Regions from separate parts of the Homo sapiens genome. Here regions 2 and 3 are each linked to region 1. Evidence: chromatin contacts called from ENCODE Hi-C or POLR2A ChIA-PET data. All regions are on one chromosome and are shown on one strand. Each heading gives the region's core, a stretch centred on a gene start or an enhancer-like site at or near the end of the contact. The rest is flanking DNA. Distances are from core to core; before and after follow the strand shown. Region 1 holds the start of MAP1LC3B2 (microtubule associated protein 1 light chain 3 beta 2). Region 2 overlaps DTX1 (deltex E3 ubiquitin ligase 1). Region 3 overlaps DRC10 (dynein regulatory complex subunit 10).

Region 1 (2,980 bases), core at 167-2,666:
TGTTGGCCAGGCTGGTTTTGAACTCCTGATCTCAAGTAATCCACCCACCCTGGCCTCCCAAAGTACTGGGATTACAGGCATGAGCCACTGCACCCGGACTTAAAGTGGTTTTTAAAAAGTGCCGTGTGAGACTTCCAAATAGTACTCACGGGGAGGGAAATGAAAGGAGAGGATTGGGGAAGAAACACCTTCTATTTTTTTTTTTTTTTTTTTTTTTTAGAGACAGGGTCTTGCTCTGTCACCCAGGCTGCAGCCTGGACCTCTTGGGCTCAAGGGATCCTCCCACCTTAGCCTCCTGTGTAGCTGGGACCACAGGCGTGCACCGCCACACCCAGCTAATTTTTTTTATTTTTTTGCAGAGATGGGGTCTCTCTATGTTGCCCAGGCTGGCCTCAAACTCCTGGGCTCAAGTGATCCTCCCTTCTCGGCCTCCCAAAGTACTGGGATTACAGGGGTGAGCCACCTCACCTGTACAGCTTCTTTGGAGAATGGGCCTGGGCAGGTCAAACAGGGGCCACTCTACACCATCATGGCACAGCAAGAGCTGGGCTATGTAGGTTCAGTATTCTTTGTCATTTAATCCTTGTGACGACCTCGTGTCATCATTGCTGTTTTACAGATAAGGAACTGAGGCTCAGAGAGGTTCAGTGTCACAGCTAGCATTTCACTTACATATCACAGAGCAAAGGCTCTCTTTGTCCAGAGACAACGTGCCTTTAGGTGATAGAGCTAGGACTGGAACCCAAGTCTATCTGACTCAAAGTCCACACAGCTTGTCCCCCATCCCGCAGGGACCTCTCCACGCTAGTGAGCCCCACGAAACCCCCTCAGTGCTTCGTTCCAGTCTTTTACCTTCAAGCCCAGTCAGCGAGTTCTTTATTTCCACAAATGGTGCTATTAAACTAATGGCTTCGGGAGCTATAGGCTGGCCTCGGCACAGTTACACATCTCTCCACCCACCATGTTCTGGCTTCCAAATAAATACATTGGAAATTCCAGGAGCCGAAGCCCATTTGGAAACGTTTCCGGGCCACCATTTTGCTTTGGGATGGGCAAGAAGAGACACCCTAAACTTGAACTCCTGTCTGTGCAGCCTCCAGCCGGCCAGGCGCTAAATAAGGCCACGGCCCGTTTCCTCCTTCAAAAGTCCCTTGTAAAGGGCGATAGCAGACCCCATCAGGCAAAAAGCTGAGAAGCCAGGGTTGAAATAGAGGCCTCTTTCTGTTTGGTCAATCAGCAGCTGCAAAGGATGCGTAGGATGGAGCTAAATTTATTTGTTCCTTTCTTTCTCAGCAACAGCGACGAGGCCCGAGGTGCAGCTGTCTCGCCTCGCCTGTCTTTTGCAGGCACCGGCATGCACAGAAGATGGCTCTCCGGGAGGAAGATTCCTTTCCATTTTGTTCTCTCTCTGCCTCCGCAAGGCTCGCAGCCACCTCTCGGGAGTGCAGGGCCAGATCCTGTGCCAGCGGGTAGGAATATGTAGCTGCCTCCCAGCCCCAGGGTGGAAATCATGACCTTTGAGAAGCAGGCAAGCTGCACGGCATAGATACTCAGGCCTGGTGAAGGCAAAGTGGGGCCACACCCTAGAAAAACCACAAAAGTCCCCACAGCCTCTGCTTTCACTAGTCAGACCTGTGGGAAACTTGTAAGACACAGTCCATGTGATCGGCGGGTGGGGGCATGTTGGGAGGGGCCTTCCGAAGGCCACAGCCAGGCTGGCAGGGCAGAGTCCTTTCCAGAATTTATCTGTTTGCTTAAAGCCCAGCGGAGGGGCCACCTTCAGTCAACCCTCCAGCATACTGGTCCAAGTAGTTTTTTCAAAGTGCTTTGTGAGACTTTCAAAAGGTACCCATGGGGAGGGAAGTGAGAGGAGGAGGAGGGGACGGTGAAGAAACAGCTTCTTTATTTCTAGCCTTGCTTGAATGGCTTCTTGACGGTTACTGCTCCAGTTTTGCTGAGTCAGAAGAATCCCACAGCCGCTCACCGGAAACACAGCTGTTGGGCAAAAATAACCACAGAGCTGAGCATCATGCACCTTCCAGAAAAGATGGCAGAAAACCTCAAAACAAAAGAGAAATACAAAACAATAGGAGACACTGTCAAGAAAAAAAAAACAAAAACAAAAACCACCGCAGCTCACTAACCGATCCAAGCTGGTGGCGCTCTCCTGATCTCTCTCCACTCCCAGGCCCAGCAACGGCTCTGAAATAAAGCTAAGTTTGGCTATATATATATATATATATATATATATATATATATATATATATATATATATATGTATGTATATGTATATATATATATTTAGATAGAGTCTTCCTCTGTCGCCCAGGCTGGAATGCAGTGGCGCGCTCTCGGCTCGCTGCAACCTCTGCCTCCTGGGTTCAAGTGATTCTCCTGCCTCAGCCTTCCGACTAGCTGGGATTACAGGTGCGCCACCACGCCCAGCTAATTTTTGTATTTTTAGTAGAGACGAGGTTTCGCCATGTTGGCCAGGCTGGTCTCGAACTCCTGACCTCAAGTGATCCGCCCACCTCGGCCTCCCAAAGTCTTGGGATTACAGGTGTGAACCATCACATCTGGCCTACTTTTACACTGTAGTGGGTTTAATAGTGTCTCCCCAGTCACACCTCCACCAAAAAAAGAAAAGATATGTCCACAGTCTAATGTGCTGCAGCACCTGTGAATGTGACCTTAATGGAGAAAGGATCTTTGCAGGTGTAAATTAATTTTAGGATCTCAAGATTGAATCATCCTAGACTACCTGGGTGGACCTCAAATCCAATGACAGGTATCCTTATAAAAGGAAGGCAGATCCAGCTTGGGCAACATAGGGAGACCCTGTTTCTACAAATAGTTTAAAAAAAAAAAAAGGCTGGGCATAGTGGCTTACACCTCTAATCCCAGCACCTTGGGAGTCCAAGGTGGGCAGGTCACTTGAGGCCAGGAGTTCAAGACCAGCTTGCCCAATATGGCTTAACCC
Region 2 (2,980 bases), core at 173-2,672, 3.5 Mb before region 1:
TAATCCCAGCACTTTGGGAGGCTGAGGCAGGTGGATCACCTGAGGTCAGGAGTTCGAGACCAGCCTGGCCAACATGGTGAAATCCCGTCTCTACGAAAAATACAAAAAAAATCAGCTGGGTGACACATACCTGTAATGCCAGCTACTTGGGAGTCTGAGGCAGGAGAATCGTTTGAACCTGGGAGGCAGAGGTTGCAGTGAGCCGAGATCACGCCACTGCACTCCAGGCTGGGTGACAGAGAAAGACTCTCTCTCATATATATATATAGTCAGTCAGGTAATGCCAAGTGCCAGGGAGGAAAATAAAGCAAGCTCAGAGGACAGCAATAGGAGGGCTGCACTTTTAGATGTTTGAACACACACCTGTAAGAAAGAAGGGAGGAAATGATGAGAACATCTGGGAATGGTGAGGTCATATTCCAGGCAGAGGGAACAGCCAGTGAGAAGGCCCTGAGGCTGGACAGTGCCTGGTGTATTTGAGGAACAGCAAGGAGGCCAGGGTGGCTGGAATGGAGTGAGTGATAAGGGGGAGGTAGACAATGCCAGAGGAGGACAGGGCCCCACAATGTGTGATTTCGTTGTAGGTCATGGCAAGGACTTTGGCTTTTACTCCAAGTGAGCGGAAGCCAGGAAGGATTTTGAGCAGAGGAAAGATGTGATCTGACTTGCATTGAGCAGGATCCCTCTGGCTGCGGTATGGGAAATGGATTACAGAGGCCAGTCATGAGTCTACTGCAATGGTCCAGGCAGGAGAGATAACATGGCGGGGACTGGGTGGTGTGAGTGCAGTGGGGAGCAGTGGTCAGATGTGGATGTGTTTGAAGGTGGAGATGACTGGATTTACTGACAGATTGGAGGTGGGATATGAGGTAGAAGTCAAGGATGAGACCAAGATTTGGGGGTCCAAGGAAGAGCATCCGGAAGCGCAGGAGCTGCCAGGAATTGCTATGTGAAGACTTCAGGAGGAGCAGGTTTGGGGCAGGGGAGAGCAGAGCTGAGTTCAAGGTGCCTGTTAAACCTCTCCAGGGAAGGGTCATGAACCTGGCTCCCAGGGGAGAAGACGGGGCCAAAGATGGCAGATTTTGGAATCATCAGAGTAGACACGGTATTTATCTCAATTGATCCTCTCAGCAACCCCACAAGCAACTGTTGCTACAGCTGGCAAACGCAGCAGTCTTCTATTGCATGTCTGCTTATGCCCATTTTCAACATGAGAAAACTGGGGCCCAGAGATGCTGAGTTGCCTACGCACAGTCACAGAGCTGGAAAGTCAGAAAGTCAGGACTTGAAGTGAGGGCTGTCTGCCTCCCAGCCCTGGGGTCCCACCCAGACCCTCTGCAGCTGTTCTCACTCACTCCTCCCCCAAATACTGTGTGAGAGGGAAGGGCTGGGTCATGGATGATCACCCCTCTTTTTGAGATGGGGCCACTAAGGCCTGAGGAGGCTTAAGGGACTTTCCCGCAGTTGAGGGGAAGTCAAGTGTGCAGCCTTTCTGCAGGTGTGCCAAATGAACCCAGCAAAAGACTCACTTCATCAGCCCCAAGACACAGAGCAGGCTAAAGGCTCTGAGAAGTCCTGCGGCCTGGACCTTGGGTTATCTCTGGTTAGCCCAGAGTTTCCCGTGGAGCCTTGCTGTCAGGGGAGCACGCAGAGCTTTGGCAAACATGAAGCTGTGGTTTGGAGTAAAGCCTCAGTGCCCTCCTTTATGAAAGGGGGCCCACCTGGCAGTCAGCAGTTGTTTGTTGAAGGAAGTAACAAATGAAACAAACAGATGAATGAAAGTAACAAATAAGCAAATGAAGGAATGGACGAATGCAGGGATGAGCACAAAGTGTGAATGAATTAAAAAAAAAAGAATCCATTTGTGACCTAATGAATTTATTCATTCATTCAACAAATATCGCTCGAGCACCTGCTGTGTGCAGGTGCTGGGGATATAGCAGTAAATAAAACAAAATCCCTGACCTTGTGGCTATTACATTCTAGCGAGGGGGGGACAGACAGAAACCAAGATAAATGGGTAGAATGTGAAGTATATCTGAGGGAGAAAATGGAGCGGGGAAGGAGAGAGGGGAAAGTACGTGGGGGGTGCACATTTTTAAATAGGATGATGGTAAATGAAGGAATGTCTGAATGCCTGAATACGGGAGTGGGCTGAAGATGGAGAATACATAAAGGTATCAATTTAAAAAAAGCATAAGGGGCCCAGGGGCGGTGGCTCACACCTGTAATCCCAGCACTTTGGGAGGCTGAGGTGGGTGGATCACCTGAGGTCAGGAGTTCGAGACCAGCCTGGCCAACATGGCAAAACCCCATCTCTACTAAAAATACAAAAATTAGCCCAGCAAGGTGGTGCATGCCTGTAGTCCCAGCTACTCAGGAGGCTGAGGCAGGAGAATCGCTTGAACCTGGAGGCGGAGATTGCATTGAGCCTAGATTGTGCCACTGTATTCCAGCCTGGGCGACAGAGCAATACTCTGCCTGGAAAAAAAAAAAAAAAAAAAGTGGGGCCGGTCATGGTGGCTCACACCTGTCATCTCAGCACTTTGGGAGGCCAAGGCGGTTGGATTGCTTGAGCCGAAGAGTTTGAGACTTAGCCTGGGCAACATAGGGAGACCCCTGTCTCTAAATAAATAAATAAAATAAAATAACATAATGGATGACTGCAGGCACGAATGAATGACCTAAGGAAAGAATCAATGAATGAATGAATCATTGAATGAAGGAATATATGAATATGTGAACTAGGGCATGGATAAGTGAATGAACTAATGCAAGAATTGTTGAATGACTAAATGAAATAGTGCTTAAATTAATGAACTAAGGCATGAACAGATTGATGAATGAATCATTGAATGAGTGAGCAAACTATAATGAAGAAGAGGACTGCATGGGGCCTATGTGCATGGCCTTGGTCTCTGTCTATGCCTGCCCCACTTTATCTGACTCTGGTCTGAAGAACCCCCAGGCCCCCTTTGCC
Region 3 (2,980 bases), core at 134-2,633, 3.4 Mb before region 1:
AACTACTTGGGAGGCTGTGGTGGGAGAATCGCTTGAACCTGGGAGGCAGAGGTTGCAGTGAGTCGAGATTACACCACTGCACTCTAGTCTGGACAACAGAGCGAGACTCCATCTTAAAAAAAAAATCAATCATTGAGGAAAAACCCAACCAACAAAAGATTTGTGTGGCTTCTTCAGTAATTTCAGCAATACTATGAAACAATACCTCTGCATTCCTGTTCTTCATTCTCTCCGCCAATTCCTTTTCAAGAGTATCAATGATTTGTTGGTTATTACTATTCTGTCTACTGATATCCTGTAAGAACTGGGCCTTATCCCTCGCTTCCATGGGACTAGTGAGTAGTTTTTCAAACAGGAAACCACGGAGCTCTATCAGGCTGTCAATAAAATTCTGGGCTTCTGCACTTCTACCCTGTGTCTGCATCTGCAGGAGCCTAGCAGCCTGGGGGTTGCTGAGCAAGAGTCTAAGGACGTTCTTGGTGGAGTCTTTGATCTGCTGCATAAGTGGTGAGAGGCTGGATTTCTGCAGCTCTATGGAAAGGAGGCGGTCTCTGAGCCACCCTTCCTCCTCAGCCTCTTTCTGCTCCTGCAATTGCCTTTCTTTCTCTTTCAGGCACCTGACGTTTTCAAGGAGGACCTGGCAGAGATCCTCATGCTCTCTCACTGCCCTCATGACGTCCTCCCCCAGCATCCCCTCCATATCCTCTCTGTTGGATGCCACATACGACAGCAAGGTCACCAGCTCCACCTTGTAGATCGCCTCATCCAGGATGGACATGATCCTTTTGGCCTCAATGGTGGTGAGTTTGGTCCTAGAGAGAACCAAGGGTTTTAGTGGATCAGCTGGCCTTTTAGATGGGTCTGTCTTTGGCCCTATTCTGTTGATGGCAGGGGCCTGATACAAAGGGGCCATGGCGAGAATGTCTAAAGCCATCTTGTGAGCAGCCCTCTGTGCCTCTGTAGGTCCACAGAGATGGAGACTTCGGTAGACTACTTGGGTCTCGTGCTTTTATTGTCTCTGGCCATCCTGCAAAATGAAGAAGTAGGTGTGAGTGCAGCTGTGCTGACATCTGTGTGGTTAGTGTGGCTGCAGAAACCACAACTGTTGACATCAAGAGTTCATCTTAGGTCCTCTGTCGCTTTTACACAGAACCTTTCACTGGAAGCAGTTTTCAGCTTTGTGAGGGTGTTAGGGCCACAAGGGCAGGAAGACCAAGTGTGGAGGCATCTCAGGCACATGTGTCAGGCGGGGACCAGCCAGGCATACAGACAGCATTCTAAGGATTTAAAACCAGAGACTGGTTACATCAGTGATGGGAGAGTTGAGAGGCCAACCAGGGGAAGACAAAGCCATCCCGCAATTGTCAATGGCAGGAAGCCACCACATGAAGAGATGGTGAGCCTGGGGCCCAGGGTCACCCAGGGGAAGTTTGAACCACAGCCATCAGTTCCCAGAGGAGCTAGAGACATTGCCGGAAATGCAGATTAAAGAAGGGTGGCGGTGGGGGAGGAGAAATACCCTGGTTTCTTTCTACTGCCCTTGGCCAAAACCAGCAGGAAACCAACTGACAAGCAGCCTGGGCGACGGAACCACAGGCCTCAGCCTATGTCTGAGCAGGACAGGGACAGGGCAGAATGCAGTGTAAGACTAACAGGACTAGGAATGGCACATTTTCACTGATTTTAAAGTTTTTTGGTTTGTTTGTTTATTTGTTTTGAGACAGAGTCTTGCTCTGTCGCCCAGGCTGCAGTGCAGTGCCATGATCTCGGCTCACTGCAACCTCTGCCTCCTGGGTTCAAGTGATTCTCCTGCCTCAGCCTCCTGAGCAGCTGGGACTACAGGTGCACACCACCACGCCTGGCTAATCTTTGTATTTTTAGTAGAGACAGGGTTTTGCCATGTTTGCCAGGCTGTTCTCAATCCACCTGCCTTTGCCTCCCAAAGTGCTGGGATTACAGGCCTGAGCCACCACGCCTGGCCATTTTTAAGTACTGATTTTAAAAATTGGTGGGTGAAATATAACTTTGAAATACAATTTAAAAAACTGTTTCACTAAATGTAATGTTGTATTCTGGATTGGGTTCTGGAGTGGAAAAAGGACATTAGTGGAACTGGAGAAATCCAAATCCAAATCCAAATCTAGTCTAAAGTTTAGTTAATAGCATTGTACCAACATTAATTTTGTAGGCGCTCTGTTACCCTGGCTGGAGTGCAATAGTGTGACCATGGCTCACTCCAGCCTCGACCTACTGGGCTCAAGTGATCCTCCTGTCTCAGCCTCTCAAGTAGCTAGGACTATAGGTGCTCGATGCCTAGCTAATTTTTTAACTTTTTATAGAGATGAGCTCCACTATGTTGCCCAGACTGATCTTGAACTCCTAGGCTCAAGCAATCCTCCCACCTTAGCCTCCCAGTGCTGGGAATACAGACAGGAGCCACCGTGCCGGGCCTAATTTTGTGGTTTTGACAAACACATCAAGGTTATCTAAGATGTTAACATTAGGGGGAGCAGAATGGAGGGCATACGGGAACTCTCTGTACTATCTTTGCAACTTTTCTATAAATCTACAATTATTACAAAGTAAAAAGTTTAGTTAAAAGACTATTTCAGGCCAGGCATGGTAGCTCACACCTGTAATCACAGCACTGTGGGAGGCCGAGGGAGGTGGATCATCTGAGGTCAGGAGTTCAAGACAAGCCTGGCCAACATGGCGAAACCCCGTCTCTAATAAAAATACGAGAGAATGCCAGGCATGGTGGTACGCACCTGTTACTCAGGTTAACCCCAGTTACTCAGGAGGCTGAGGCATGAGAATCTCTTGAACCTAGGAGGCGGAGGTTGCAGTAAGCCAAGTTTGCATCACTGTACTCCGGCCTGGGCAACAGAATGAGACTCTGTTTCAAAAGATAGATAGACAAATAAATAACTGTTTCAGAAAAATCTATAGGGCAATCAGAGATCAGTAATTTATATTGCTT

What was found. A loop is a pair of places that touch in the nucleus more often than their neighbours do. ChIA-PET counts read pairs that join two places held with the same protein, here RNA polymerase II (POLR2A). Pooled maps may share reads with other maps.
Region 2: a pooled map shows a loop between it and region 1 (12-fold over the local background). The contact joins the enhancer-like site here to the promoter of MAP1LC3B2 in region 1. A Hi-C loop is called at or near these places in 3 of 37 single-sample maps with no recorded cell type and 4 of 50 pooled maps.
Region 3: a loop to region 1 is called in a map of naive thymus-derived CD4-positive, alpha-beta T cell, with 14 times the contacts of the local background. The contact joins the enhancer-like site here to the promoter of MAP1LC3B2 in region 1. A Hi-C loop is called at or near these places in 1 of 168 maps with a recorded cell type or tissue (naive thymus-derived CD4-positive, alpha-beta T cell), 2 of 37 single-sample maps with no recorded cell type and 6 of 50 pooled maps. POLR2A ChIA-PET finds 5 or more read pairs at or near these places in 1 of 52 experiments (CD8-positive, alpha-beta T cell).

The regions. Positions count from the first base shown.
Region 1 is chr12:116,557,965-116,560,944 of GRCh38, forward strand. It overlaps MAP1LC3B2 (microtubule associated protein 1 light chain 3 beta 2), which reads left to right and starts at 1,417. Exons shown (of 2, transcript NM_001085481.3): 1 at 1,417-1,469. RefSeq lists enhancers at 912-1,421, 1,261-1,600, 1,821-1,870, 1,911-2,010.
Region 2 is chr12:113,073,974-113,076,953 of GRCh38, forward strand. All of the region lies in intron 2 of DTX1 (deltex E3 ubiquitin ligase 1), which reads left to right. Among named protein-coding and RNA genes, the nearest start is that of DTX1, 19 kb to the left of the region's middle. Within about 2 kb of position 1,423, at least 5 of the 41 ENCODE cell types and tissues checked have a DNase peak (open chromatin) inside an H3K27ac peak, as active enhancers do.
Region 3 is chr12:113,207,233-113,210,212 of GRCh38, forward strand. It overlaps DRC10 (dynein regulatory complex subunit 10), which reads right to left. Exons shown (of 5, transcript NM_001330452.2): 2 at 206-1,027. The coding sequence starts at 934. Among named protein-coding and RNA genes, the nearest start is that of DRC10, 12 kb to the right of the region's middle. RefSeq lists enhancers at 817-946, 1,157-1,466, 1,617-1,776. Within about 2 kb of position 1,384, at least 17 of the 41 ENCODE cell types and tissues checked have a DNase peak (open chromatin) inside an H3K27ac peak, as active enhancers do; they include CD8-positive, alpha-beta T cell, where a contact is called at or near this core.